Regions from separate parts of the Homo sapiens genome. Here all the other regions are linked to region 4. The links are chromatin loops, found by intact Hi-C in ENCODE. Cell type or tissue: Caco-2. All regions are shown on one strand. Links, peaks and the distances in the headings refer to the core of each region. The heading gives the core; the rest is flanking DNA.

What was found. Peaks named below come from ENCODE experiments on the same cell type or tissue, not always from the same donor. Only the 100,000 strongest peaks of a DNase experiment are listed, where the experiment ranks them.
Region 1: it touches region 4 in a loop (2.8-fold over the local background); 5 of 110 quality-filtered maps call a loop at or near these places.
Region 2: a loop joins it to region 4, with 2.1 times the contacts of the local background. A loop is called at or near these places in 4 of 110 quality-filtered maps.
Region 3: a loop joins it to region 4, with 5 times the contacts of the local background. A loop is called at or near these places in 4 of 110 quality-filtered maps.

Annotation. Positions count from the first base shown.
Region 1 is chr10:3,821,185-3,828,965 of GRCh38, reverse strand. No RefSeq gene overlaps it. Among named protein-coding and RNA genes, the nearest start is that of LINC02639, 8.9 kb to the left of the region's middle. In Caco-2, for the core only: no CTCF peak of the experiment used is centred there; DNase peaks (open chromatin) are centred at 1,525, 2,848 and 3,545.
Region 2 is chr10:3,483,214-3,490,994 of GRCh38, reverse strand. The region is part of intron 3 of LINC02669 (long intergenic non-protein coding RNA 2669); the gene reads left to right. All of the region lies in intron 1 of LOC105376360 (a long non-coding RNA gene), which reads right to left. All of the region lies in intron 1 of LOC124902538 (a long non-coding RNA gene), which reads right to left. LOC107984192 (a long non-coding RNA gene) reads right to left here and starts at 7,448. Exons shown (of 2, transcript XR_001747329.1): 1 at 5,512-7,448; 2 at 1-5,174. RefSeq lists an enhancer at 3,787-4,986. In Caco-2, for the core only: no CTCF peak of the experiment used is centred there; a DNase peak (open chromatin) is centred at 4,454.
Region 3 is chr10:3,655,796-3,663,576 of GRCh38, reverse strand. All of the region lies in intron 1 of LOC105376360 (a long non-coding RNA gene), which reads right to left. Among named protein-coding and RNA genes, the nearest start is that of KLF6, 130 kb to the left of the region's middle. In Caco-2, for the core only: no CTCF peak of the experiment used is centred there; DNase peaks (open chromatin) are centred at 3,826 and 4,584.
Region 4 is chr10:3,736,401-3,744,181 of GRCh38, reverse strand. The region is part of intron 1 of LOC105376360 (a long non-coding RNA gene); the gene reads right to left. Among named protein-coding and RNA genes, the nearest start is that of KLF6, 45 kb to the left of the region's middle. RefSeq lists enhancers at 1,700-1,839, 3,413-4,612. In Caco-2, for the core only: no CTCF peak of the experiment used is centred there; DNase peaks (open chromatin) are centred at 3,395 and 3,671.

The sequences.
Region 1 (7,781 bases), core at 1,496-6,495, 85 kb before region 4:
TCACTAGTAATTTTTCAGAAACGAGGGGGTGGGTGCCGAGAAGTTTCCTTACATACCAAGTTTCTTAAGCGATGTCTGTTATTTTAACATCGAGTTCTGGCATGAACAGCATTCTACAGATCTTTGCCTAGTCATTGTTTTATAAGTTCCTTTAAAACAGGTTTTTGTTAATGTTTATGAATTCATTCATTACATTATACACAAAGTGGTGTAGCTTTATGTCAAAGCAATCCCTCTCTCTCTATTTCCGGATGAGGACAACTTCACTTATCTGCTACGATGGACGTCAGAATCATTCCAAGAACTCAGAGAGCTCGTGCCCCACGGCGGGACGTTTGCATGTTTCCAGGGAAAATGCCTCCTTCTTCTACTTCCTCCCTCACCCCATGCACACACACAGTGACCCACACAGTCACACACACACAGAGACACAGGTACCCACACAGAGTCTCACACAGACACACACCTACACATACAGGCACAAATATACACAGATACACATATGGCCATGCACATGTATACAGACACATGCACACACAGACACACAGACACATATGTGCACACGCAGATGCATAGTCACACAGATACACATATACACACCCTTATACATACACATGGACACACGTCTATACACTTACACACTCACAAAGACACGCACACATAAGCTCATGCACAGCCATACACACAGACACATGCACACATATATACATGAACATACACACAGAGACACACAGCAGTACATATACACACATACACACCCAGCACACACAGACACACATGTACTGTACACACAGACATGAATACACACATGCACACGAGCACATACACACCCCCAGAAGCATACGCGAACACGGGCACAGGTGCAAGTGCAGACATACACAGGGTCACACACACCTAAATATACACATGGAGACACAGAAGCACACAGACACGCTCGGAGACCACAGACACACACATGTACATACAGGAACACACACGCGCGTACATACAGGAACACACACGCGTACATACAGGAACACACGCGCGCGTACATACAGGAACGCACGTGCGCGTACATACAGGAACACACGCACGCGTACATACAGGAACACACACACAGAGGTTTCTTTTGGGGGTTGGAGGTGGGGTGTTGAGTTCCCCCTCCTCAACCCTCCAACCAGTGCTTCTCCCGATTACTCTTTCAGGGATCGCTACCAGATGTTACAGTCCGGTAGCTCTGAAACAAGGTCCCTGTTGCTGGAATTTCCCAACAGAAGATAAGCCTGGTCAGGAATGAAGAGCAAGGAATTCAAGAATCAGATGAAGAGTGTTCATTGAGCCAGCATAACTCCAGATTCTCTCCTCTCTCAGACTCACCTTTCCTAAGGCAGGGAATCCTGTCATAATTATAGAAGCAGCTCTGTCGTAAGCAAATAACAGCAAAGATGAGTCCTAAAGGCAAGTTAGCGTAAGTTAACATATGTCCATACGGCAGCACCTGCGGCCCTGACGCCTGCCTCTATGTGGACAGGCATGCAGACTCGGGCTTGAATTCCTGTGCCACCAATCACTGCCCTGTGTCCCCAGGGAAGTCATTTGCCTTTCTAAGCCTGAGTTTGTTTCTTGATCCACAAAAGGGAGATGAGACTGCCACGTAGCTACATCGCCTGAGTAGGCCAGCTCCTTCCCCTTCACCCCGGAAGAATGCTTCCGGTCCCCTTCCCTCTGCCCCCGAGAATGCTTCCAGTCCCCTTCCCTCTGCCCCCCGAGAATGCTTCCAGTCCCCTTCCCTCTGCCCCCCGAGAATGCTTCCAGTCCCCTTCCCTCTGCCCCCCGAGAATGTTTCCAATTGTGCGGGTGCTTCTCCTTCTCAGGGCTGGCCCACTTTCCAGCCCACTGTCTTCTTGACATCTCTTCTGTGACAAATTTCTCTCTTTTTTACTGCAACCTCGTCCATGGAGGCCACAAAGTGAGTGTGTGTGTGTGTGTGTGTGTGTGTGTGTGTGTGTGTGTGTGTGTTGGGAGGAGTGAAGCGGGGAGGAGCCTCACATCACTTGCAAATTAGCAAGCCTATCATCACGTTTCCTAAGGAACGGATAAGAGTTTTCTCTAACAGAAAGCCTCACTCCCTCAGCAGTCAACTCACACCATGGCCAGCTTCAACATATTTTTAAAATAAAATATCCTCTTATGACATATGATGGCTGACAAACTCCCCTTTCTCCCCTCCCTATTACTCACTCTCTCTTCCTATTTTTTAAGAAGGCGGCAGTGAGTTTGAAGTGTTCTTAAATCAATCGCGCTGGGCCCTGGTGGTACCGGAGGTCTTGTCATGGCACCTAACGGTTTTAGTCTGATTTTTAACAGATTCTTGGACACCAGAGGCCCAGGGAAATGTTATCTGGAGGCAGGTCTGGGGTGAAGGCACGACCCTGGAGCCGATCTGCAGGATGGCTTGAAACCGTGAGCCTGTCTCACGTGGCTGGGACCCCATCCCAGAAAGCACTCACTACCCTCCAAAAGATTCTAGTATCACAAGAAATCCCACTGCCTCAGGTTTGGAAATTTCCAAACCTGAGAAAACTGAGAAATACCCACATAAGTACTTCCTACCACCAAACTGCCGGGATGCCAGCAAAAGGCTCCATATCGTCCCCATCGGGGTCCACAGCCTGCGCGTCAGCCGTGAGATTGGAAGAAGCTGGGGTTGATAAGCAGCCCTGTGGGAACCAGCTATAAACGCACACATGGAGACAGAGGAGCACACAGGAAAATGGAAGAACTTCACGGCCAGTTTATTTGTAACCAGAGCCAAAGCCTTGAGCCAGCCACGCCGGTCACCGGTCAGCTGCAGTCGGCCTCACTGCCCGGCAGGAGCTGTGGCCACCACGTCATGGAGGAGTGGGAGGGCAAGGGATGAAGAGGGGGAAGATGAGAATCAGAGCCAAATCCTCGTGGCTCCCCCAGGCTGTGAGGACGCATCCCTGTGGGTCAGTTCCAGGCCTGAGCATTCCCATGTGTGGGAATCACATGTTTATTAAAACGTCAAGTCACCCAGAACGCGTGTGTTTCTGTGCTTAGCTAGCACATTATAGACCGTGTGTTATGAGCCACGCGTGGACTCCAGACTCATCACCAAGGTGGTCTTAAGCACCAGGGTGGTGTCAGGCAAAGGTTTGGGAGTTTAGCCTTCTCTGAAACTCCTATTAGCACAAAGTCATTTACATAGGCTGATCGGGTTCAGGGGTGGTGACTTGGTATAATTTTCCTATCACTGTGTGATTCTATTCTATGCCTTTACGTTTTTTAACAGCCTCCGTTTCCCCACCTTACGGAGTGGAGTTTCTTGATCCCATTCCAGAAGGCGCTGTGGTTTGCACCTTTTCTACCATATCCACTCTGCATTCTTCAAACACTTTATTTAAGGCAAATTGATTCTCCCACTGCCGCCTCAGGTTAAGTCTGCTGAAGTCAAATTGCTCAGTCCAAATTCCAAGGTTTCTCCTAATCCTTTGCCACACACCCTGCAACTTTATCTCTCCCTGCGGCCAGAGGCTTCCTCATGACCTCACGGCTGGGGCATCTGCTCCTGGGCTTTGCTCAAATCCTTCCAGACGTGGGGCAACTGTGCAAGCAGGGAGTGGCCCTGTTTAGAGGGCCTCAGAATCAAATTTCCTTTCTCTAGTGATTGTCTGTCGGGTAGAGATTGAACACCAGCATGGTAATAGAATCCAGCCATAAAGGCATAAAATAATACAGCCTATTTAAATTATTTTATAGCTGGCCAATATCAATGTTACACACATATGCCAGTCATCAACATTTTTTTAAACTAAAGCTTTTTACCTTAGATAAGCCTCATCCTCCATTTCTACTAGATTCTTGTCATGCAGATAAGAATAAAATACTCAGCTTGTACCTAAACAGAGGTCATAAACAAAAATAACTGACGTTTTAACCAAACTGTCTTCTGAAAGATTGGAAATGTCTTATGAAAATATTATTGGGGGAGAAGAATGAGGTCTGTGGAACTGCATTTCAAACTCCTTCTTAAAATATTTTCAGCTTAGGCGAACAATGACAGTTTCTGCAAGAGTCCAGAATTGTAAAATTTACAAAAAAACTAAATATAAAAACTTGCAAATATCTAAATACAAAAATATCTAAATATAAAAAAATGGATGGCCATTTTGGATATTGTTCTTATATAAAATATTTAAATAATACAAAATTATAACCTGGATCCCAGGACCACAGGATAGATTTGTAGTCAATAAAGACTGCTGTGTGAGACATCGTTAGGCTTACAGTTTAGAAAGTTCCTCCTTCGATATACAAAAGCAACAATAGAATCATCTTTTCTTCTATTCATACACGGCGACAAATAGAATCTATTTTTTAAAATATTTGTTCTATGCACCACTTAGAGAAGGAGAATTAGCAGATCTAATTGATCCAACTTCAAATTCTGTACTTCACCAGCCAAGTGGCCCCAAAGAAGTCACTGAATTTCCCGGACTCAGTGTATTCTCTGCTGTCTCACAGGTAAACTGCCTGCTTAGACATCCGCACTGCTCTTGGAAGTCTTAGTGAAACAAAGAGGTTGAGAGCACCTTGAAAACATCACCCAGGAAACCTAAGGACCCTGTCGCATCCCACATTCATTCCTAAAAATCTTCACATCTCACCTAGAAAAATGAAATCAATGTTGGAAAGATGAACCAAAGCTCTGTGCTTTGAGATTTCAAGTGATGTTAAGACTTTCTTAATATAGGTTGGTATTAAGAAGAACTCAAGTGGGTCACAGACACAAGATTAATCTTCATGCCTGTTAGGAGCCTCCATTGTGATCTAATTTTGCCTCCAATTACATGGCAGTGTTTTATCAACAGAACACCTTTCTCTTCATCTAGACTGTTTCTCTTTGAAGATCAGAGGGCTGTGACTTTAGCTTTATTTACAGGTTTGGCCAACTATCTAATTAGTGAGTCTGATAATGTTTACATCATCACTTTGATAAAGAGGAGAAAAGAATAGCTGAATTTCCCAGAAACCAAGTATGATTAAAATAAAAATGTGTCACATTCCTCCTCTTTAAACAAAGGCCCAAGCAAAAGAAATGGTATTGATACCAAGAGGAGCAACGCCATGCCTGGCTGCAGGAAAAAAAAGCCATATATGATGCTGTGATTCCTACAACATGGTATGATTCTTTATTGAAATGTCAGTATTTATCTGTTAAAGTCTAAGTAATGGCATGACGAAGGGTCTTGTAATTTTTAATTCACACCAAACTTTCTGTTTATTTTAATTGGCCAAATGTAGATCAATAAACAGAACTGCTAGTCAAATGGGAGATGAAGAAGTAATTCCAATCATGTCATACCAGGAGTGTGGATATACACAGAAGGGGTTCAGATCCCTTCACATCAAAAGTGGTGATAACTTGATGTGTTCAGAGAAAGATGGCTTTTTTTTGGGGGGGTGGGGTGGGGAGGAAAAGAGGCCCATATATGTTCATGTAATTTTAGCAGTTTACATCTCCACCTTCTCTGACTGCAAATCCCAGAAAGAGAGAGTCAGAGAGGCCGGTCTCTGAAGCTGACAATTAAATGATGTCCAGGTATTCTTCAGGAAGAGATATCACCCTTGGATACTCTCCATGCAATTCATGAAAGATAACGCCAATTTGTATAAAATACAAAAGATACTGAAGGCATCACAAAATCACAGAGCTGGTCATCTTCCTAAATATATGGGGTTATATCATGCTTTGAAATGGAAGGCCCTGCAGTAGGTAATCTGCATGTCAGCACGCATTCTCCTGTCCTGTTACTAAATCTACCTCTGACTGCGTGTCTCCTGACTTGGGGTGTGCATGGACACTGCCTTGTGACCCGTCAAGAAGGAAGCTACTTACAAAACCATTACATTCACATCCATCTAGCACAGGATTTGAATGTCACGTTGAGGTCTACCTAAAGAATAGCCATGAGAAAAAATATCTTCATCTTATTGATTTAATATATACTATAAATTTTTAATAAATTTCCCCACAGTGGCATTTAAGAGAATACATTTCAAAGGGAATTATTATACCATTTCATGGGAAAGGGATTCTCGTGTTGACCCCAGATCTATGGAGAACATGAACTCAAGTCAGCTTCCCGCTGGGCTCTGTCCACAGTTAACCAGAATCATCAATTCCTTAGCTTGGAATTCGCTTTGTTACGGTTGTCTGGTTATCTGGTCTTTATCTTAAAAAGATCTTTTCCGCCATAAGATAAGTTTGCAGGCATGGAGTCTGGATTTGTGGTTATTGTAAGTGGGAATGCTAAGGGCCAACATCTATGAATAATATAAATTGAAATGGCCAATACTGGAAATCTGTCTTTCCAGAGATAAAGGTTATTAGAATTTATGTGCCTAGCACACAAGGAGAAAAAGTAACTTTTTCATTTTGCTGAGAAACTAGAAGGTTTCAAAGTAAGTGAAGTTTGTACTCAGTCATGGATTAAGTCAGCGAGCACAAACATAATCTACCGGGCACTCGTCTACACAGAGAGGAGACAGAGGTGGCCACAAGACCCCTGAAGGCACTGACCGATGACTTCCCATGATATCCCCCCACCTCTGACTGCATCAGAATGGATCTTACAAATGTGCATTTTCTTTTTCTTTTCTTCTTCTTCTTCTTTTTTTTTTTTTTTTTTTTTTTTTTGGACAGAGTCTCCCTCTGTCACCCAGACGAGTGCAGTGCAGTGGTGCCATCTGGCTCACTGCAACCTCCCGTGTGCAGTGGTGCCATCTGGCTCACTGCAACCTCCTCCTCTCGGGTTCAAGTGATTCTCGGGCCTCAGCCTGCCAAGTAGCTGGGATTACAGGCGTCTGCCACCACGCCGGGCTAATTTTGTATTTTTAGTAGACACAGGGTTTCACCATGTTGGTCAGGCTGGTCTCGAACTCCTGACCTCAGGCGATCCACAGCCTCCCGAAGCGAGTGTGATGAATTTTAAGAAATGCATACCCCTACCCCTGAATGGCCATCCCCAAATCCGCAACCAACACTTCTGCTAACACAGAGCCTCTGCGTGCAGACTCCCTTCCCGCTCTGCCTCCAGCATGCCCTGATGGGGTTTCTATCTCGAAAGATGAGTTTGGCCTGCTCTAGCTGTTCACGCAGTGCAATCGGACCCCACCTGTCTTTGGTGTCTGGCTTTTTCTGCTCAGCGTGAGACCGAGATTCAAGAGTCACTGGTATGCATTGGATCATTTTCCCACCAGATATTGCTGTTTTATCAAGTAGATACTGAACATTTTAATTACATTGAAATTCCATTCATGACTTAAGAAAACAAAACTATTTAACATAGTAGACACTGGGGGAACTTCCGGTTTAACTTACTAAACGGGTAATCATCTAGCAATCATTTTGCAAATGATGAAATATTACAAATATGGCATTCAACATCAGAAATAACCATCTAAATCTTAACCATATAATATTTGCTGAAACACTGAAGTTTCAGATCACATACAACTCTGCCCCCTTCTTATTCAGCTCAAAGAAAAGCTAAGATTAAAACATATAAAACATACCCTTTTAGTTTTTTAGAAATACATGTGGAATGAAATGACCTCTAACTCACAGGAAGGAAATAATGATGGCGGCCTTCTGCACGGCCTGACGGAGGGTGGAAGGAGGTTTGTGGGCTCACAGCAGGAAAGGTGCTGCTTTTATTTCCATTTGCGTGGAGAGACTGGAGCCTCACTCAAGAAAATAACCTGATTACAGTGGCAGA
Region 2 (7,781 bases), core at 1,555-6,554, 250 kb after region 4:
TTCACCATTCAATTTTTACGGCCAATAACGTAGAACTTGGGGCTTAAACGAGCCAATTATTTGCAATTATTTGCATGAGGGTTATAGTGATCAACACCTACCTTCTGTTTCACAGTGGGCAAGTCTATGCAAACCTGTCCCCAAAGTCCAAGGAGGCTGAGAGGCCAAAGAAAGAGGCTGGCAAATCCAGTCTCTTAAAAAGAAACATTTAACAGTGTCTTACAAACAGAAGCCACGTCTGTGTCTTAGGGGACTAGACAAGAGAATGGATCCCCGCCATTAGCCCCAGACCTGGAGCTCATGTACCAGGGAAAGGGTGGTTCAGAAGAGACATGCAGGACAACTGAAGTATGACAACATCACAGTTGTTTGACCTACAGGCAGGATTTATGCTAAGTGCCTGCTCTAACACAAGGAACAATCGATAAACTGAAAATCTTGGAGGCCTTCCTGGAACTGGGGTTCATCAAAGCCAACATGGGAGATTAGCTTCCAAGACAGAGTCTCTTGGCCTTAGTGGTGCTGCCTGCAGCATTCTAGCACCCACCTCCACATAAAAGCGAGAGGTGGTTCCCATTTATATCGGAGTCTTGGAAGGATCCATACATTTCATGCAGGGATGTCAGTCACGGCCAGCTGATACACTTATACAACATTACTGAGACCATAACTTTACAGTTTTTGTTCTTTCAATGTATCTCAAGGCCTGATTCTGAGAAATAATACTGCTGGGGAATTGTACAAATGATATGCATTTCATTCTTCTGTTCTTCACTGCATAAAAGAAACAAACTGTGAACTCGGACTTTATCTGCCTGACCCCAGATGGAGGAGCTTGTACTGCCTTGTCATTAGTGTTGGGCTCTTGACTTACATGGAGGGGTGCATTTCGACATGCCGCAGAAAGGTTTCCCAGGACGGGCAATCAGAGGAGGTTTGTCATCTGCTCATCACCCAGTATCTTCCTTATTAATAATACTCAAGAGGGAATTTTGTCTGAATACTTCAGAGCTGGTCGTGGGGATTGGGGGAGGTAAAAACAACAGAAAATAAAGTTTCATTCAAAAATTTAATCTGTATTTTTCAATGTTTTCTTCCTTTTTATTGATACATAATAATGGTACCTATTTATGGGGAACCTATGATATTTCGATACATACGTACAATGTGTAATGGTCAAATAGAGTAATTAGGACATCCATCACTGCAAACATTTGTCACTTTTTGTCATTATTTTTCAATGTTTTCTTCCACTTTACTGATACAAAACAATGGTACATATTTATGGGGAACCTGTGATATTTCGATACACACATACAATGTGTAATGGTAAACGAGGGTAATTAGGATATCCATCACTGCAAACATTTGTCATTTCTTTGTGTTGAGAGAACTTCTGTATTAGTCTGTTTTCATGCTGCTGATAAAGACATACCTGAGACTAGGTAATTTATAAAGAGAAAGAGGTTTAATGGACTCACAGTTCCACATGGTTGAGGAGGCCTCACAATCATGGTGGAAAGTGAAAGGCATGTCTTACATGGTGGCAGACAAGAGAGAATTGAAAACCAAGTGAAAAGGGTTTCCCCTTATAAAGCCATCAGATCTCACGAGACTTGTTCACTACCACAAGAACAGTATGGGGGAAACCACTCCCATGATTCAATTATCTCCCACTGGGTCCCTCCCACAACACATTGGAATTATGGAAGCTATAATTCCAGATGAGATTTGGGTGGGACACAGCCAAACCATATCAATTTCAAATCTCTTCTAGCTATTTTGAAATATACAATAAATTATTGCTAACTATAGTCATCCTATTGTATCATCAAACACTAGAACCTATTTCTTCATCTAACTGTATGTACCCATTAACCAACCTCTCCTTATCTCTCCACCCTTCCCAGCCTTCAGTTACCATCATCTATGCTCTGCCTTCATGAGGTCAACTTCTTTAGAGTCTACATATGAGTGAGAACATGCATGACCCGTCTTTCTGAGCCTGGCTTATTTCACTTAGCATAGGTCCTTCAGTTCCATCCTCACTACCGCAAATGACAAGATTCCCTTCCTTTTATGGCTGAATAGTATTCCACTGCGTATATGCACCACATTTTCTTTATCCATTCATCTGTTGATGGACACTTAGGTTGATTCCACGTCTTGGCTATTGTGAATAGTGCTATGATAAAATAAGTATTTCTCAAAAGGAGACATACACATGGCAAATACGAATATATTTAAAATGTTCAACATCACTAATCATCAAATACAAATCAAAAGCACAATGAGATACCATCTCACCCCAGTTAAAACAGCTATTATCAAAAGGACGAAAAAATCAATGCTGGCAAAGATGCCAAGAAAAGAAAACTCTTGTACACTGTTGATAGAAATGTAAGCTAGAACAGCCACTGTGAAAAACAGTATGGAGGTTCCTCAAGAAACTAAAAGTAGAACTCTGATCCAGCAATCCCACTTCTGAGTATGCACCCCAAGGAAAGGAAATCAGTGTGCCAAAGAGACACCTGCACCCCATATTTATGCAGCACTGATCACAATCGCCAAGATGTGGAATTAACCTGTACTTTTGTGAAAAATTGAATTATTTAAATGCTTCATTTTGCCTTTTCTTCTAGCCTCGTGCCAGCAACTTAAATCTATCAGCAATGGAGAATGCCTGGCATTGGCTTCTGCATGAGTGCCGTTTTAGTTGCTTTGTATTCTTCTACCTTGATTTTTTTTTCTGTTTTTCTACATGAGTGTTGCCTGCAGAGTTCCCTGATTGACTCAAAGTACATCTTCTATATTGCTTCAAGTAGTGCTGGTCATGAACACAATTCAGTCTTAGTCAGCTATTGGAACTGATTGACTGCAAAGTTCTGGTGCCTCTTCTCGCAGCCCAGGGCAGATGGACGTGCTATGTGGGGCCCGTACAAAACAGAATCATGGAGCTGGTGGGGCAAGGAGTCAACCTCCCTCCTAGGGCCTGCAGCCTCCACCAGGGCAGAGAGCAAGTTTCTCTCAGCTTCTGCTCTCAGGTGGTGACCTGGCAGGGAGGACAGCTTGGCAGTAGGTGCAGGCACTGGACGGGGACCTCCTGGCTCCTCTCCTAGCTCTTGCAGCACCAGCCATAAGGCACTCAGATCATGCAACTTCCCGGTGTCTCCGTCTCTGCATCTTTAAAATGGGGCTAATAAGAACACTTTTCTCATAGACTTATAAAGAGAATTAATTAAAAAAAATAATGCTTGGCTCAGAATGTACACTCCATGAACATCACCTGTTACCACTTAAGAAGGGTGCGTACCCTCCAGCCGCATCCATGCCAGTTCCCGTTGTCTCACCCTGGGCCAGCGACACCCATCTTAAGTCACAATTGAGAATACAAGCAAGACACGCTGAAATCTACCAGAATAAAGGTCCATCTTCACAGAACAAGCCTGTTTACACTTGAACCCACAGTTTTTCAGTCATATCCAGACTTCAAGGAGGGAAGAGGGCTCCACCGCAGGCTTCCTGTAGCAAGCATGGGGGCCATATCTGAGTCCCCTGTGGCGTTCTGTCACCATAGACTGTGACTTTCAAACAGCACAGTCACTTCTCACAGTGTTAAAGGTCAGAAGTCCCAGATCAAGGTTCTGGCAGATCTGGTATCTGGTGAGTATCTGCTTCCTGGGTCATAGATGGCGGCTTCTCACTGTGTCCTCACATGGTGGAAGGAGTGAGGAAGGAGTGAGGGAGCTCTCCAGGATCTCTTTCAAAAGGGCTCGAATCCCATTCATGGGGGGTCCACCTTTATGAGTTCATCATATCCTAAAGCCCCCACCTCCTAACACCATCACCTTGGGGGTGAGAATTTCAGCATGTGAATTAGGGGGAGACTCAAACATTTACACCACAAACAGGCAAAGAGCCTGCAGCTGCTAGTGAGGCCACGGCATCTCCCTCCTGACCAATCTCCTCTTCTGCAAATTGCAGCTGCTGGGACAGGACCCAGGAGGTTCCGGAGGATCAGGAGGTCCACCTGGGAGAAGAGCTGATCGGCTAGTAGGAGAGCTGGAAAAGCAACAGACACCTACTTAGTCCCTTCCCTGGGGCCCGGCTCCAGTCTGAGCTGTCACGCCACAGCAAAGGCATCACTTCAGGACAGCAAAGCCCCTGTCTCCCTCCCTTCCAGCTCCTCAGACTTCACCCTGGTAACACGTTTGTTTAAAAAACATATTTTTCCCCCTTGTAAAGAATCTAGGATACAAGGGGTCAGCCCAGCAGTTTAGGTATCAAGAAGAAACTGCTCTCGGAGCTAAAGTAAGAAACAGTGCCTGTCTATAGCGCAAATAAAGAGTTGGAACAAGATAAAAGGCAGTGATCCTTCACCAGCCAATCTCCAGGTGGATCTCAGGAATCCTGTGTGATGTGTGACATCATCTGGGAAAGCCCCGCAGTTGCCATGGAGACGCACCTCCCAGGCCTCGGGAAGCTGCCCCACCTCTCTGCCACCTTCTTCCAGACTGGTCATGGCAGGCTGGCTCTGATCTGGGTCCCAGACAGAGGGGAATTGGTTTGCCTTTTTTCTTTTCTTTTCTTCTTTTTTTTCTTTTCTTTTCTTTGTAAACTGCAATGACCGTGTGTGTGTGTGTGTTTGTGTGTGTGTGTCTGTGTATGCATATATATAAAGAAAGAGAGAGAAAAAAAAACAGAGTGCCCCACGACGCAAGGTGCCCACCTTGACAAATACACTGTGGGCAGACAATAAACCCTTATGAGGTTCTGGAGTGGCAGCAGCAATGGCCTCCTGCCCTCCTGGCGGGCTGGAGCCTCCTCCTGGCAGGTGGGGTAGGGTTGAAACATCAGAAATGCCGAGAAATGTCTCGGTGCAGCCTGATTACAGAGACACTTGTGATCCATGATTTCTGCTGCTCCACTGCTGAAAAAAAGAAAAAGGCCTGGAGTGCCTCATCCGCTGTGGTTTCTCTCCCATTTAAGTAAAATTGGAAACTTTTTTAAAAAGAAAGCACAATCATGTAATTAGTGCAGGCTCTCTTTTCTGGTTTTTTGAAAAGAGGCATTTTCACACACACCTTAGTCCATCTTAAACCCTTTCAACGTTCTGCATGCTCTTCCTAATTCCAGAGAGACAGAATTTTTATTTCCTTCGATCGCAGGGATACCTACAATGGAATTTACGTCTCAATTAACAGTTTGACCAAGGGTTTACAAGTGGTTGAATGGAGTACAAATGAAGAATTCGAAGAAACGCAAAGAGAGAAAGTGGACCGCCCATAGACACCTGCTCTATGCAAACAATGGACTCCTTCCCTTTATCTTAAGGGGTCTTACGCTACCTGTTTCTACGTCCTTTGCTGGTTCCCATGACAGAAATACACACGTTTCAGACAAGATTAAAATACAAAATCCCAACCATAGCCTCATCTTTGCACACACACTCTCTCATTTCCTGTTGGTACCAGCACTTTTCTATTTCGGTCCTGGGTATGGCTCACTAACCTACAGCAGCTTCCTCATTTGCACTTGACGTCTTCCCAAACAGCATTTAAGGGACGGAGCACAGCCCAGAAGGCAGAAGCGAAGGACAACTGCCAACCCCAAGGGGGAGCAGAGATCTGGGAAGGAAGACACTCATGGTAAAGGTAAAACCAAAGAAATCACACGCCTAGGAAATAACAGATTCTTCTGCATAAAATAGACTTGTGAGAAACTAATTGCTACAGATTTTATCTCGCCCAAAATAAACCGCAGGGAAGATATCATGAGCATACTGTAACGCATAAAATCTTGACACTCGTGCTAAAATACTCAAAATATACCCTGGAAGGTTGGAGCTTGTCTTCAGTGTTGGGTTCTGCAAATTATTTCAAACAGCTCGCCATATTTGTGGTATCACATTGAACCGGGTGTGAGAGGCGGGGAAGAAACAAAGTAGACACAGCTCTTCCTTGGAGATGTCTATCCCAGAAGGCGGTTTCCGAACAGCCCAGGAGAGAGGAAAGCTCCATTTCAGAGATGCAGACATGTTGGCCAGGACCGCGGAGGGAGGTGGCCAAAGGACCCCCTTCTCAGAGGCAGGGACTTGGAATTTCTGCCCCACGGCCTCTGGGAGAGTGGAGGCTGCTCTCGGGCAATTATCCCAAATGATTGTTTATCACTCCCAGTTCCAGAAGGCCTGGAAAGATTACATTCCAGAGACTTGATCACTGAAAATGCCCGGGTGGAAGCTGTAATTACGGCTTTCTCAGAGCCTACAGCATCTCCCCTGGGATTATTTGCATAAAGTCATTTCCTGTGGCAATTGCTGAACACAACAGTGCCCTCACTGTCATCCTACAGGCCATGAAGAGGGCTGCCTAGGCGAGTGTTTCAGCATAAATGTGTGCTCAGCAACCTCTGTGCGGCTGCCTCTTTGTAAAAATAAACATGCGGTGGAGTTTCTCTGTCCCCCGTCAAGCCCTGCAGTTAATTATAGGATATCTGGAGTCGTCAAGCATTCCCATGGAGCATGGAGGGAGGTGACTTTACAACTAGCAGGTTTCCATCAGAAGGTGACGGCAGTGACAGTGGAGCTCAGACTGGACTGGCGCTCCCCTTACTAGAAACCAGAGGGAGAGGAAATCAAGAGCCAGGGCGGGGTGAATTTCAAACAGCCCAGGGCTGGAGCCGGAACGGGAACCCCAGCTCCACCTCATCAGGGCCAAATAACCAGCTGCTATGAGGGGGCAACATGCTATCGGGATAAAGCATATGAAACCATAGAACCTTCAACAATAGGGCGTGAAGAAAAAAACAGAAAAATAAGGCCACACGGGCCCAGAAGGAATGCATTGCTCAGTGGCCCCAACAGAGAAAGTGGAACCACGTGAGATATTTCCATAAAACTCAGTCTGCACTCTCAACCCCATGGTGGAAGTCACAGGGACTACCCTTGAAGAGGCTCTGTACATCCTACAGGAGCCTGCAGAGAAAAAGGCAAGCAGCTGGGAAAGAACTGGATGCAGGGGCTTGGTGGGGACAATGTCCCCCTTCTACTCACAGCGGAGTGGGTCGGGAGGAGAGCCCTGTGGTGAGATCCCGATAGGCAGAGGCCGCGCTTCCTGATGCCTTCCTGAGGAGGAGTTCAGGAGCTTTCTCTCACTTCTCTTCTCTGAACAATGCCATGCCTGTCATGCTGTAGCTCCCTGTTCCAAACCACATGCACATGTATACATGCCTATACACACATATGTGGACACATGCAGACGTACACGTACAGGCAGCCACACACATGCATACATGCCTATACACACATGTATGTGTACACAGAGATGTACACATACAGACAGGCACACACATGCTTATATAGGTGCGTACATGCATGCACACATTGTACGTGTGTACACATAGGCATGTGCACACATACATGCACATGTTAACACACATATAGACATGTACTTTCTTGCACACAAACCTACATACACATAAAGATTTACACGTGCACATGCATGTGCACATATGCAAACACAGGCACAGGTACATGTACCATACAGGCATCCACATACACATGTGTACACATACCACATGGGCATGTAGACATACATACACAGAACATTCAAATTGGCTTTTTTTTTGAGAGAGGGTCTTGCTCTGTCACCCAGGCTGGAGCACAGTGACATGATCATGGCTCACTGCTCCTCGACCTTCTGGGCTCGAGCAACCCTCCACCTCAGCCTCCTGAGTAGCTGGGACCACAGGCAGGCACCACCACCCCTGCCTAATCTTTTCAA
Region 3 (7,781 bases), core at 1,080-6,079, 80 kb after region 4:
GCTGGGACAGAAGACAGACACAGATGACTCCAGCTGGACAAGGGGAAACTGAGAGCAAGGTGCAGTAGAAAGACGCCAGTTCAGTGTTAGTAGGTGTCAACGTGTCTGAGGATCAGCAGGACAGGTGTGCTGAGGAAAGGGGCTAGAGATGGAGGAAGGCAAGTGTAGAAAAGAGGCTGGGTGTGGTGGCTCACCCCTATAATCCTGGCACTTTAAGAGACCAAGGAGGGAAGATCACTTGATCCCAGGGGTCTGAGACCAGCCTGGGCAACATAGTAAGACCCCATTTCTACAAAAACTTTTCAAAATTAGCAGAGAGTGGTGGTGCACACCTGTGATCCCAGCTGCTCAGGAGGCTGAGGTGGGACCCCAGTAGGTTGAGACTGCAGTGAGCTGAGATCGTGCCACTGCACTCCAGCCTGGGCTACAGAGCAAGACTCCGTCAAGAAAGAAAGAAAGAAAGGAAAGAAAGAAAGGAAAGAAAAAAAAAGAAAGAAAGAAAAAGAAAGAAAGAAAGGAAGGAAGGAAGGAAGGAAGGAAGTAAGGAAGGAAGGAAGGAAGGAAGGAAGGAAGAAAGAAAGGAGAAGAGATGAGAAAAGAAGAGAAGAGAAAAGAAAAAAAAGAAAAGAGCAAAGAAAAGAAAAGAGAAGGTTTGAGATGGAGGTCATGAGGAGTTCCAGGTCTGAGTGATGAGAGGTCTGTAGCAGGACTGTGGGGTGGGTGGCGAGTGGCACTGAGGGATGGAGAGCCCTAGACATGGTGCCCTTTCTTCCTGGACCTATGAGCAGTGCTGGGCAGAGTTGATGACTCTTTCCCCCCAAATCCCATTCCTCCCATTGCTTCCGATGCAGCCACCCTCCTGGTTTTCCTCCTGCCACATGGGATTTTCCTTCTCCAATCCCACTGGGGCCTCCTCCGGTCTCTAAGGTCTTAGGACAACACCCCAGATCTCTTATCTCTTTTTCCTGGTGGTCTCATGCATTCTCATGGCTTTTAGTGCCTCCACAGCTGCTGAACCCACAGGGATACAGCCGGCTCAGACCTCTCTCCTGAAGCCCAGATCCCTACATCCATTCGCCTACTTGCATTTCTGCTTGAATCTCTTGTGGCTCACACTCGATCTGTTCAAGACAAAATCAGTCTTTCTCCTGACATCTTTGTTATCCATCACTTCATAACAATATTAATACCAACTTAGTGACTTAAAACAATGTGCTTTTGTTTTGTTTATTTTTAATTGACAAGTAAAAATTCTCTATATCTATGGTGTATTATGTGATGTTTTCACATATGTGTACACTGAGTGATAACTAAGTCAAGCTATTAACATGTGCATTACCTCATATAATGTGTGGTGAGAATGCCTAAAACCCACCTTCTTAGCAATGTTAAATCAAGTTTAGTCTAAAGCTGCCTCCTTCCATATTTTAAGTTTGGCCTAAAGGTTTCTCTGTACGTAGTGAACTAAAACCTAAATGGAGATGTAAACAGACTGTAGCCTACTCTTGTGCCAATCACTGAGCTTTTGCCAAGCAAAGGGGGCCAACTGTTCAAACCATGTGCAACGGAGGCAAATGCCATGCTGTAACCAATGCAGCTGTTTGTGTACCTCACTTCCTTTCTGTTTTCTCTCCATAAATCTTCCACCCCATGGCTGCGCTGGAGTCTTTGAGCCTCCTCTGTCTTGGGAGGCTGCCCAATTTGTGAATTGTTCTTTGCTCAACTAAACTGGGTTAAATTTAATTTGGCTAAAGTTTTTCTTTTAACAGAAATTTTCGAGCATACAAAATATTGTTATTAACTATAGTTACCATAATGCACAATAGATCTTTAACTTATTTCTCCTGTCTAGCTGAAACATTGTACCCTTTGACCAACATCTCTCCAATTTTCCCTGTACCCGCACCAGCCTCTCTTCTCTGCTTCTATGAGTTCAACTTTTAGATTCCACATACCAGTGAGATTGAGTGGTATTTACCATTCTGGGCCTGGCTTATTTCACTTAGCATAATTTTTAATTCACATAGCATATGTCAATTAGCATAATGTCCTCTAGGTTTGTTCATGTTGTCACAAATGACAGCATTTCCTTCCTTTTCAGGGCTGAATAATATTCCTTTGTGTCTATGCACCACATTTTCTTTATCTTTCATCCTTTGCTGGACACTTAGGTCGATTCCATGTCTTGGCTGATGTGAATAATGGCGCATGTGAGTGCAGATATTTCTCTGACATGTTGATTCCAGTTCCTTTGGGTATATACCCAGTAGATAGACTGGTCAGTCGTATGGTAGTTCTACTTTAAGTTTTTTGAGGAACTTCCATACTGTTTTCCATAATGGCTGCTCACAGCATGGGAAGTTGCTTCTTCAAAGCTGGCAGGAGTGAATATTCCAACAGGATGAGCTACAGTCTTATGCATAAGCATAAGTCATGTATGCATAAGCATTTAGTCCTGTCACTTTTGCCGTATTCTGTTGGTGAGAAGAACTCACAGGTCCAGCCTACAGGGAAGGGGGAAGGGGAGTGAATCACACAGCAGGTGACACCAGGCAGCTGCAACCACAGGCGACTCTGGAAATTGACAAGCCCGCATCTCCTGCAGCGACCACCTACGTGGGTGGAAGCCAGACCTTCCGGTTTCTCAGGTCAAACCACTCATATCCCACATAAAGTCTGCCAGCCAACCCCACTGACACTAATTGGGACTGTGTAGCACCTGGCCACGACCCCCACCCCTTCACCACTCCTGCCCTAGGCCAGGCCCTGTCATCTCCCACCTAGAGAGCAGTGACTGCCTCCTGGCTGTGTCCTTGATTCTGCCTTGCCCCCTCAGTATCCTCTCACAATAGCAGGCAGGACGATAAAAAATGTGAATGAAAAGCAGATCACACAGCCCTGCGCAAACCCATAACGATTTCTATCCAGAGTCCAAGTCATCACAGAAACCAGCACAGGCCCCCACAGTCAGGTCCTCCCCAAGTTCCTGCCCCCATCTGACTTTCGACCTCCCTCTCCTGGGCTCTCTGGACTCCAGCCCCCTGTCTCCAGTCTCCATCTTTTTCTTTCTTTCTTTCTTTTTTTTGAGATGAAGTTTCACTCTTGTTGCCCAGGTTGGAGTGCAATGGTGCCATCTCAGCTCACTGCAACCTCTGCCTCCCGGATTCAAGCGATTGTCCTGCCTTGGCCTCCCCAGTAGCTGGGATTACAGACACGTGCCACCATGCCTGGCTAACTTTTATATTTTTAGTAGAAATGGGGTTTCACCATGCTGGCCAGGCTGGTCTCGAACTCCCGACCTCAGGTGATCCCTCGGCCTCCCAAAGTGCTGGGATTACAGGCGTAAGCCACTGCACCTGGCCTCCCACCTCCATCTTATATCACTTGATGTCATTTAACCTCTCAGCTTGCCATCTCTCCTCACCTGGATTTGTTTAAGAGCTAGTTGGCTGCACCCTTGCTGCTTCTGCCTTATCTTTTTTCCATCCAGCTAACCAAACCAAAATGAGCATTTGGAGTCCTAGACAACCATCTCTGTTTCCTTCATGGGTACTGTGAACCCTGAAAATTTGAGACAGGTCTCAGTTACTTTAGAAAGCTTATTTTGCAAAGGTTGAGGATGTGTACCCTTGCACAGCCTCAGGAGCTCCAGACGACATGTGCCCAAGGTGGTCGGGGCAGAGCTTAGTATTAGACACTTTAGGGAGACATGAGACATCAATCAATATATGTAGGAAGTACACTGGTTCCATCCAGAAAGGCAGGGACAACTCGAAGCCAAGAGGGGACTTCCAGGTCACAGGTAGATGAGAGACAAAAGGTTGCATTCTTTTGAGTTTCTGATAAGCCTTTGCAAAGGAAGCCATCAGATATGCATCTATCTCAGTGAGTAGAGGGATGGCTATGAATACAACGGGAGGCATGTTTGCCCTGAGCAGTTCCCAGCTTGAGTTTTCTTTTTAGCTTAGTGAAGAGGCCCAAGGTATTTTCCTTTCACAGGACACATCAGGTCTCCAGCCTCACCAACTTTCCATTTTGCTTTGCAAATGGCCCTAGTTATTCACCTGAAATCTCCTTATTATCCTTTAGGACTCATGCGGGAGTGGCCCCGCCATGTTCCCGGACTGCACCTGACTCCCTCAGGGATGTCGCCCTGAATCTTCTGTGTTGTAAGCTGTTTGCTCCGCGACTCTGTGAGTTCACTGAGGAGCATAAATTAAACGAGTCATTACTGTTAATGTGCTTGCCACGGTGCCCGCAAGTAGTGAGCACTATTTAATTGTTAAAAATTTATTTAAATGAAATTAAAAGGACTGTATATAGTTTGTCTATGTAATATATCCTTGGGGTCCGGCACCAGAGTGGGCAGTCAATGAAGAATGATTCAATGAACGAAGGAACCTGACAAAATACAGCTGAACAGTAACAAAGACAGAAGTCCTCGCAGGATCACAAAGGCCTGAATTTTGGAACACAAATGCAACTGACTGCCCACAGCAGTGCCTCCAGGTCCCCACCCCAGCTCTCCCACAGTAAAGCCGCTCAGGTATTTGCTTTCATGAATGGAGGGAAAGAGCTCCTGTTTACAAAGTGACTTCCTGGGATTTTTTGGCCTTCCTCCAGGCAGAAGCAAGGCTACAGAGGAAGGCCCAGCCAGGGTGAGGACCCAGACTCCTACAGGCGGTGGAGGGATAAAGTTCCGAAAGAGATTTCCCAAAGAGGGATCTCCAGAGGTCTCTAAACAGCCTTTCTCTTCAATGGCAAAAGAGCTGGTAAAGGGGTGAGTCTGTCCAGACAGCACTTCCCCAGCAAAGGGTCCAGGCAGCTCTTCACTGGAAGGCAGGTATAGAGTGAAGGCCTCTAAGGTGACCTACAGGCTTGTTTACCCCATTTATTTGCTTATCTAATTATTTTTGCAGTCCAGGCCTTGTTGGAATTATCACAATTTGTGAATTAGTGGGATCTGAAGTAATAGGGTTTCTCAGTATCTTTAATTATACTTAGGGATGGGAGGATAATTCCCTCATTTAGAAAAGAGACAAAGGGAATTAATTAAACACACAAAAAATGAGACACCACGGTTAGATACAGGAAAGGATTTCCTGCCTATGAATGTGGTTTTACATTTAAAACTGGACAGAGTGGGTGAATCTTTGAAAAATCTTTCAAAATAAGTCCTGTTTCTGGTTGTCTGGCCATGTAGGTTTTTGTGTCCTGAAGGCACAGGTTATGGAAAATCTCTGAAGACTCTGAGCTTCCTCCAGGTTTGATATTTTATTATAATCATTTTCTGAAGGGAGGAATGGTGAGACTGTGTTGTAATTATCTCCGGCTAGAGAAAGGGCACAGCGGTGGCCCATCTCTAAATGCAAGGACTACAAACAGTTACTCTAGGAGTTATCAACCGCTTTTATACTCAATTGGCTTTAAAGAAAAAAAAAAAACTAGCCTTTCTTTCACATCTAAACATGCTTTTTCCTGTGGGTTTACATTTTCTCCCCAGTCTTCCAATGGGCATTCATGAGCGCACCAGTTATTATGCAAACGCTGCTTTTGAAAGAAAACGAGGCACCATTAGATTTTGTTCAATGAAATGTTTTTGACCTACTAGGCATGTGAGGTCGGGTCATCATTTCTTTGATGACGACTCCCATCTACCCAGTTCTGGCCCCTACCAGCTACCTCTGCCCTGTGTCCTACTGGCTTTCGAAGGCTGAATGTTGACATTTCTGACCCATGAAGCTTTTACATGGAACACAGGATATCGAGAGCCTGAAATTGGCCGTGGTTGGAGTCTTCCATTATGGAAACTGGCAAAGGCTCCAAATCAGAGATACTCTCCCGCCCTCAGAACATCCACACTCACACCATGGCCCAATCCCACCTACACAATCCTCCTCCCTCAGTACTTACCCTGAGTAAAGACCAAGGAATTAATCAACCGGCAAAAACCACCTGTACTTATTATTGAAGAATAAAGTTTGCTTACAGGAAAAATGAGGCAGCATTTTAAATTGTTCTAGATTATTCCATATAACTCGGATTGCTAAGGAGACGTGACATCCCCACACTTATCAAGCTAGCTAGGAAGACGCAATATTCTCCATCAAAAAATCAGCGATCAAAAGAGTTGGGTCTAAGAATCCAATACATTCATCTCAAAGCATGTCCTAAACCCATAAACCGCCATCCACATAGGTACCAGGCTTGGAGTTTTTGCTTCCTAACACCTCCCCAAGGCTGATTTACATGTTTAACCTGCTGGATTTTCTGGAGTGAGCCAATCAGTCCTGAGGCCAAGGCCACCAAAAATTGTTTTCATAAGTGTTTTTAACCAAATGATCATTTTGGAATGAAGTTAACAGGCTATGCTATCTAGAACAATCCATGTAGTCTGAGGCTCTGTTTAAATTCCAGCTCAATGACCCAGGATTGATTTCTTTCTTGTCCCTTAGAAAAGAAGACATGTTTTCATTGACAACTCTAAAAATTAAAGTTTTCCACTCTCTTTTCTCTAAATTTCTCCTGTATGTTTTACTCATTCTTAGTATTTTAAATAGGAAATGAGAGAGGGATGGATTAAATGGTACAGGGTCCATGACACCTCCCTGGGGTCCAGACAGCCTCCCCTCCTCACCATCCCCTCCCTCCCACTCCCATTTTGCAGTGTTTACTCCCTGGAGTCCAGGCAGCCTCCCCCTCCTCACCATCCCCTCCCTCCTACTCGCACTTTGCAGTGTTTGCAATTGTTCTATTCCTAGAAAGACATTTTAAACTTAAGTACAAGAAAAAGTGCTTGTTCACGGTAAGGCGGGAAAAGACAGCTCCATTAATACTTTGTAAACGTATCACCGTCTCCTCTAATTAGGTGCCTGCAGTACCTTCCTGAAAAACAAAACAAACTGACAAACAAAAGCCTACTCTCCACCAGGCAGAAAAAAAATAGTTTAGAGAGAAATGTGATAAAATGTTTGGTACCTACTCCTTTTTAAAAATATTATGCTGCAACAATCTCTGCTTTCTGCACAAAGAGACATGAATACATCCATATTTATCACCGCCATTACATCTCATTGATGTTAGGATTGGCAGAAGGACAATGACATGAATAAAGCTGGCTGGTGAGCTAGACGAGTGGACATTCTTGACAGCTCACAGTGTTACCGAGCTCTGTTTGGCTCTCAACACCAACCTTCTGCCCCCACTGTCAATGCTGGTGCACCCAGGACTTGGATCTGGAATCCCTGCTTTTCTCCACTTACCATTTTTGATTCTGATTCTAAAGCTTTAAATACTCCAGAATTTTGTGACTCTCAGATTTCTCTCTCTACTCCTGACCTGCCTGCAAACACTTTCATCCAATTGCCTACTTGGGGTATCGATCCAGATATTGATGGGCGTCTTACACTTGACATATCCCAAACAGAATTCTATTTCCCCTCTGCCTTCTCATTCCAGTAAATGTATCAATGTCTACAGTTACTGAAGTGAAAGACCCTAAGTTGGGAGCTTCCAAAACCCAGCTCACATCCTGCTACCTCCCTCCGTCGTTCTTTCCATCACAGCATCATGCTTGCACCACGGCACTGGCTTTCCATGCGGCCTTTCTTCTCTGTTCTGTGTTCTCCATACAGCAGCTGGGGTGAGCTATGGAAAACCTTAACCCGGTGGTTTCACTCTCTTCCTGTATCCTCTCAAGGAATTCTACCCACCCTGACCTAAAGGGGCCCCCTCACCGCCACCTGCCAGCTAGCTTAGCATCCACCCTACCCCATTCACAC
Region 4 (7,781 bases), core at 1,549-6,548:
CAACAGGAGTTACAGCAAAAGAAACTTGGAAAAACAGAAATTATAAAAGAAATAAATCAAGAATATTGTTCAAAGCTAAAGAATATAAGCCTTTAAACTAAAAGGCTCATAAAATACCAAACAATTCAAATTAAAAAAAGAATTGCAGCCGGGTGTGGTGGCTCACACCTGTAATCTCAGCATTTTGGGAGGCCGAGGTGGGCAGATCATGAGGTCAGGATATCGAGACCACCCTGGCTAACACAGTGAAACCCTGTCTCTACTAAAAAAACAAAACAAAACAAAACAAATACAAAAAATTAGCTGGGCGTGGTGGTGGGCACCTGTAGTCCCAGCTACTCGGGAGGCTGAGGCAGGAGAATGGCATGAACCCAGGAGGCGGAGCTTGCAGTGAGCCGAGATCGTGCCACTGCACTCCAGCCTGGGCGACAGAGCAAAACTCCATCTCAAAAAAAAAAAAAAAAAAGAATTGCATTTGAACACTTGATTGGGAATGTTACATAATGAAGGTTAAATCAGAGTAACAAAAGTGTTCAAAATTGAGAATCACTGAAAAAATGATAAGAATTGCTTTAGCAGTATTGAACAAAAAATGCAATAAAGCAAAACCTTCAAATTAGTGATAGAAATTATTTTGAAACACTACTTCTTTCATTTAGTAAATCTATTTTTTATGGGCCTACCCTAAGGAAGATGTTTGTTATTTTATACATTTTTAATTTGTTAACCAACAGATTTGGATGCAATATTGCTACTCAGTGTGTTTCCAATATTTAGAGCTCTTAGAAGAGAAATCCTAAGCAAATGATCCTGTTTATTTTCTCTCCAAGTTTCACATCTACAGGAGTTAGTTTGGATAAAGAGAACATAATATTCTCATTCTGGGCTTTTTCTTTTTTCTCTAACAAATTTTCATTTATCTGTTGATATATACATGACAGTCTTGCTTTAAAAAATTATAAATTTTATGGTTTCTTTTAGGCAGGTTAAAATATTTTTGCTAACCCATTCATTCATGCATTTGTTCAGCAAGCTTTACTGAAAGCATATCATATCCCATGCATTGTGATAGGCACAGGACATGTAAACAACAACTGCATTGCTTGTCTTCAAGGACACACACACGCATATAAACACACACATATATACACACACACGTATATATACACATATACATATATATGCTCTCTATGCATGTATAGATGCAAATACATAAAATGTGCATGCATGTGTGCATGTGTGTGTGCATGTGTGTGTGTGTGTGTGTGTAGTCCTTGTCTTCAAGGTCCATATGTATATATTTCTTGTCTTCAAGGACACACACACACACATGCATATATATGACAAAAAATGTATATATGAAACTTGAAGGCAAAAAAATAGCAGGAGTTAGAGCAAAATAAACTTGGAAAAACAGAAATTATAAAATAAATGAAACAAGAATATTGTTTAAAGCTAAATAATATGAGCCTTTAAACCAAAAGGCCCACAAAATACCAAACAATTCAAATTAAAAAAGAATTGTATTTAAACACTTGCTTGTGAATGTTATGTAATCAAGGTTAAATGGAGTAACAAAAGTGTTACTATACACACACGCACACATACATGGACTACACACACACACATACATGAACACACACATGTATATGTATATGTATATATAGAGATTAACGGAAGTGGCTGCTGAGATTATGAGGACCTAGAAGTCTCACAATCTGCTGTCTGCAAGCTGCAGAGCCAGGAATGCTGGTGGTGTGGCTCAGTCCCAAGTCCCAAGTTCAAATCTGAAGACCTAAGAACCAGAAGCTCCCAACGTGAGGGCAGGAGAAGATGGATGTCCTGGCTACAACACAGAAAGAAAATTCACCCTTCCGCTACATTTTTTGTACTGTTTGGGCTCTGAAAGTGAAACTGCCTTTGCAAAATTATGACTGAGACAGTGAAAAAGATCCAACTTAACCAATTTCATCTTGCCTCTAACCTCCAAGCTGTCCTTGTTCATTCTTGTCATAGGCTGAACTAACTTTGGGAGAAACTTAGTTCATAGTTTACAGTTTAAAACAAAGACAATAACAGCCCTTTCCCAAAACAAACCTCCTTCTTGCCTGGGAACTAGGCTACTAACATTAGCCACAAGATTAGTAATTACGGTTTAGGAGTCATGCAGCTGGAGGCTACGAGATTCTGAACCTCTTTAAACTGCTTCTAAAATCCGTGCTTGAGATGTTTTGTAGACCCTGCACTTGATGAAGCAGCTGGCACCACACAGATGGATAAACTGGCCCATCTGATCTTGTGACCCCCACCCAGGAGCTAACTCAGCCCAAGAAGACAGTGATGCTCCATGATTTCATCTCCAACCCAACCAATCAGCACTCCCCAACTCACTGCCCCTCCCCACCCACCAAATTATCTTCAAAAACTCTGATCTCCAAATGTTCGGGGAGACTGATTTGAGTAATAATAAAACTCCAGCTTCCACACAGCTGGCTCTGTGTGAACTACTCTTTCTCCATTGCATTTCCCCTGTCTTGATAAATCGGTTCTGTCTAAGCAGCGAACAAGGTGAACCCGCTGGGAGGTTACAAAAGAACTGGATTATGCCCACATTGGCGAGGGTGGGTCTTCTTTACCTCCATTCACCAATTCAAAAATCAATCCCATCAAGTCAAATGAAATGCAAATCTCTTCCAAAAACACACCTGGGAATGGACTTTTACCAGCTATCTGGGCATCCCTTTGCCCAGTCAAGTTGACATAAAATTAACTATCAAAAAAGTCTTTCTGAAAAGTGGATTAGCCGGGCACAGTGGCTCACACCTGTAATCCCAGCACTTTGGGAGGCCGACGTGGGCAGATCGCAAGGTCAGGAGATCGAGACCAACCTGACTGACACGGGGAAACCCTGTTTCTACTAAAAATACAAAAAATTAGCTAGGTGTGTTGTTGGGTGCCTATAGTCCCAGCTACTCGGGAGGCTGAGGCAGGAGAATGACCTGAACCGGGGAGGTGGAGCTTGCAGTGAGCCGAGGTCGTGCCACTGCAGTCCAGCCTGGGGCACCTGGGGCAACAGAGTGAGACTCCATCTCAAAAAAAAAAAAAAAAGAAAGAAAAGTGGATTAAAGATCTTAATTTTACCAATCAAGTAAAAATATACATTGCAATATAAAATATTATTTTGTGAATCTTTTTCTGAAGATTTAAAAATTATCCAATAAATATGTTTAATCTAGATTTTATTATAACAAAAACCACTATGTCTGCTGATTGGTCAAATTCAAGACCTGTACAATAAGGATCACTAAAATATGAGCTGGCGGAGGACAGGGTTTTGGCTGCATTCTTACAGCTGTATCTGTGGCACCACGGACAGGTTTGATTTCAGTGGGTGACTTGGCACTTAGTAAACACATTCGCTGACTGAGTTGAATACTTAATTATGTGTCAGCCTCTGGATTTAACACACACTCTCTTGCCCAAATTTCACAACTGCCCTATGTAATAGACATTACTCTGCATTCCTAATACTGAGAAAACAGAGGTATTAAGGGCTTGAGTAACTTGCTGCAATTCTCCAGTTAGTGAGTGATAAAGTCAGAATGCGAATCTTTACCTAAATGCCTCCCTTGATGACCAACCTGTGAAACAGCTACTGATATCTCATGTGTACTGAAGATGAGGTTTCCTGGCTCAGCTGATAAGTCAAGTGTTTTTGGTAGGGACCTACACAATGGGATGATTCAGCTTTTATGGACTCTGCTCCTTTAGTCTATTCTGAAGGGTTATATAATGGATTTTTCTCTTTTACTAATGTGTATCATTTTATTAGTGTTTGAAGTCTTGTAAAAAGTAATATCTGAAGGATGTAAGACAGCAAGTGAGAAAGAAACAGCTCAGAAGAGACTGAGTAATGCTGAGTAATGTTACCTGAACTTCCTGCTCTGCTGGGGTTCCTCTCATACCATATGAGTGGGTAAAGGGTGAAACGAAAATCTTATCTCAACATCCTTCCCCTGTGGATGACAAACTTTGATATTTATTTTATCATCGATATCAGTGAGTCCATATTTATAAAGCGAGGAGCTCTTACAGGAAAGCATTTGTCAAATACCTAATTACAAAATATATTGACCTTCATATTCTAAGTCAAGTGATATATTTTGTATCATTTTCTGCAGAATTATGATAAAGCACAGTGTGTATAAAGTCAAGTTACCCATTATTCTAGCACTGTTTAGTGTTTATATGACACATGCCAAACATGAGAATAACCCCCGTTTGAAAATGTATTTTTTTGGTTACTTACAGCTACCTTATTTTTTTCTTCTTCTTTTTTTTTTTTTTTCTTTGAGATGGAGTCTTGCTCTGTCACCCAGGTTGGAGTGCAGTGGCACGATCTAGGCTCACTGCAAGCTCTGCCTCCCGGGTTCACTCCATTCTCCTGCCTCAGCCTCCCGAGGAGCTGGGACTACAGGCATCCGCCGCCACGCCCGGCTAATTTTTTGTATTTTTAGTAGAGGCAGGGTTTCACCGTGTTAGCCAGGATGGTCTCCATCTCCTGACCTCGTGATCTGCCCACCTCGGCCTCCCAAAGTGCTGGGATTACAGGCATGAGCCACCGTGCCCGGTCTATTTTTTTCTTCTTATAATACATGTGCATTGTAGTACATTTGAGAAACACAGAAAGGAACAAAATTTTAAAAAAATAAAAATTATTTGAAAACTTGCCATGCCCATATTGTGTCTATGAATGTTTTGCTCTATTTCTTCCTATGCCTATATGTCTATTTTAATAGGATACAATTTAGGTGATGACTTTTTTTCCTCTTAGCATTAAATCACTGGTAGTGTCTGATTTTGCTTTATCATTTCCAGATAGTAGTAGCAAAATCCATAGGGGCTGGATTCAAATAGTTACTCTGTTTAGACATTTTGTCACATAAGAGTCTTATAGTTTTCTCTTATCCTCAGTTTTCTCATGTGACTAATCATGGTCACAATATTAATTCACAGGTTTGTTGAGAGAATCAAATGAACTCATGCATGGTGAAACTTTTGATATAACGTATGACTCAAACTAAATGTTCAATAACAAGTTACTATGTAAAAAACACTTAGAAATCATTCTAATGATTGCACAATAGTTCATTATATTGATATACTTTATTTATTTAGATATTCTTTTCTTTTTAAATTTTTTTTTTCAATTTGAAAGAATTCTGGAAAAACAACAGTCTTGAGTCAATATTCTGATTATATCCTTAAGATAGATCAACAGGAATGGAATCACTATGTAAAACACTGTCATCTTTTAAGGATAGTGAAAGGAATTTGAAAATTGTTTTTAAGAAAGGCTGTAGCCAATTATACTGGCATCAGGATGCCTGTTTCACCACAACCCCAAGGTGCCAATTAAACTATGTTTTCTTAGAAAGTAATCAACATTCTTACAGAGAAATTAGACAGTGTGGATGAGAACAAGAAGAAAATAAACATCTCACAATTCATAATCACACATGAAGACTATTGCTTTTTTGTTATACACATTCTGATTCTTCCTTGCATATGTAAGAATTTTTATTCTTTAACACCATTTTATTAAAAATCTGTACCAAATAATTATATTACTTTTACTTATTTATTCTAGAAGCATTTATTTTTAGTAATAAAGGAATAACTATCTTTTTTCACATAATAAATACATCTAAGGGCATAGCACATGATTATTAAAGGAAAAATAGTCCACATAGATTAACAGAGAAAAAATTAAAATAATATAAAATTCTGCCACTCCAGAGTAACCTCTTTGCTGTGTATACTTTTATGTATTTTTTTAACTATATATTATATACAGTTGACCCTTGAACAATGCAAGCGTTATAGGCACTGACCTCTCGCACAGTTAAATATTCATGTAGGGTTTGGCTGTGTCCCCACCGAAATCTCATTTTGAATTGTATCCTGGTGGGACATAATTTAAATCATTGGGGTGGTTTCCCCCATACTGTCCTCATGATAGTGAATAAGTCTCATGAGATCTGATGGGCTTATCAGGGGTTTCTGCTTTTGCTTCTCTCTCATCTTCTCTTGCCAGCACCAAGTAAGAAGTGCCTTTCACCTCCCGTTGTGATTCTGAGGCCTCCCCAGCCACATGAAACTGTAAGTCCAATTAAACCTCTTTTTCTTCCCAGTCTCAAGTATGTCTTTATCAGCAGGGTGAAAACGGACGAATACAATTCACATATGACTTTTGACTCCCCTAAAATTTAACTACTGATAGCTGACTCCTGACAGGAAGCCTTACTGATAGCATGAACAGCTGATTAACATATAAATAAGACTAGTATCTACATATAGTTTATGTATTCATGGCATACCTTTTTCTTAATTTTTTCAGGATTTCTAGGCTAAGCAGCTCATCTGTAAGGTTTTTCAAATTGTTACAATCTCCAAAAAAGTTTTCAATATATTCATTGGAAAATCCACACACAAGTGGACTAGAGTAGTTCAAACCCATGTTGTTCAAGGGTCAACTGTACATATAAATATTTGTTTCCACAAAAATGGGGTTATACTATGTATTATTCTGGTCACCAGATTGTACAAATATTTGATCAGATATAAACAATGAACATATTTAAGTTAAATCTTTGAGTATAGCTATAATTATTATAATAAATCTTTCCAAGTAAACTTATTGGACAAAAGGATGTACTTATTTTAAAGGTTTTTAATAGGAATAAGCAAATTAGTTTACAAAAAGGTTGTATTAATTTGTTTTCCACCAATAGTGTAGGAGGCTGTTTACTTCCTCATATGTGGGACAACATTGGATACTATAACTTATTTTTAATATTTGACTTTTGATGGGTGAAAATAGTATCTGGTATGTTATAGTTCTTTGAATGCTATTGAGGCTAAATAATTTCATATATATATATATATATACATATATATATTTTTTCTTTTTTTATGGCCATACGGTTTTTTTTCTAAATTACTTGTTTATATTCTTTGCCCATTATGCTATTGAAGTGTGTGCCTTTTCAAATAATGTCAGTCATTTATAGTCTAAGAATGTTAACTTTTTCCTATCATATATGTTGGAAACTTTCCTCAAATTTTCTGTTTGCCTTTTAGATTGTTTATGGAATTTCTAGGTAAAGGAAATTGTAAATTTTAAGCCTCTTATTATTTCTGTTAAGTCAACTTTCAAAATAAGCTTGGGAAAGTAAGTGGTGTTGATCTTTAAAAATAAAATAAAAAGAAAATCTCATTGGCAAATAGCATGTTCTAGGCTGAGAGTTTTTTATTCTTATTTTTAATCCTCTTTCAACATTTTTAAATGAATAAAAACGGTGCAATAGACAACGTTTGTGCCCCATTCCCCTCCAAATTCACATGCTGAAATCTTAATCCCCATTTAAGAGGTGATTCGACCATGGGGACAGAGCCCCCTATTGGGATTAGTGCCCATATCATCAGGCCCCAGATGGCTGCCTCACCCCTTCCGCCTTGCGGGTACACAGTGAGCAGTCACTGTCTGTGAACTGGGGGGCCAAACTCTCACTAGACGCCAAGTTTGCCAAGAGCCTAAAGTTTGGACTTCCCAGCAGTTTGGTTCCCCCAGAACCGTGAGAAATAACTATGTTGTTTATAGTCCAGCCAGACCATGGTAACGAACCAAAATAATCAGGTGAAGTAAACATCACTGATGGAGGGGTGGCAGAGGTATTTTCTGAGCTGATTGTATAAATAGTACCCTCCCTTCTTTTGGT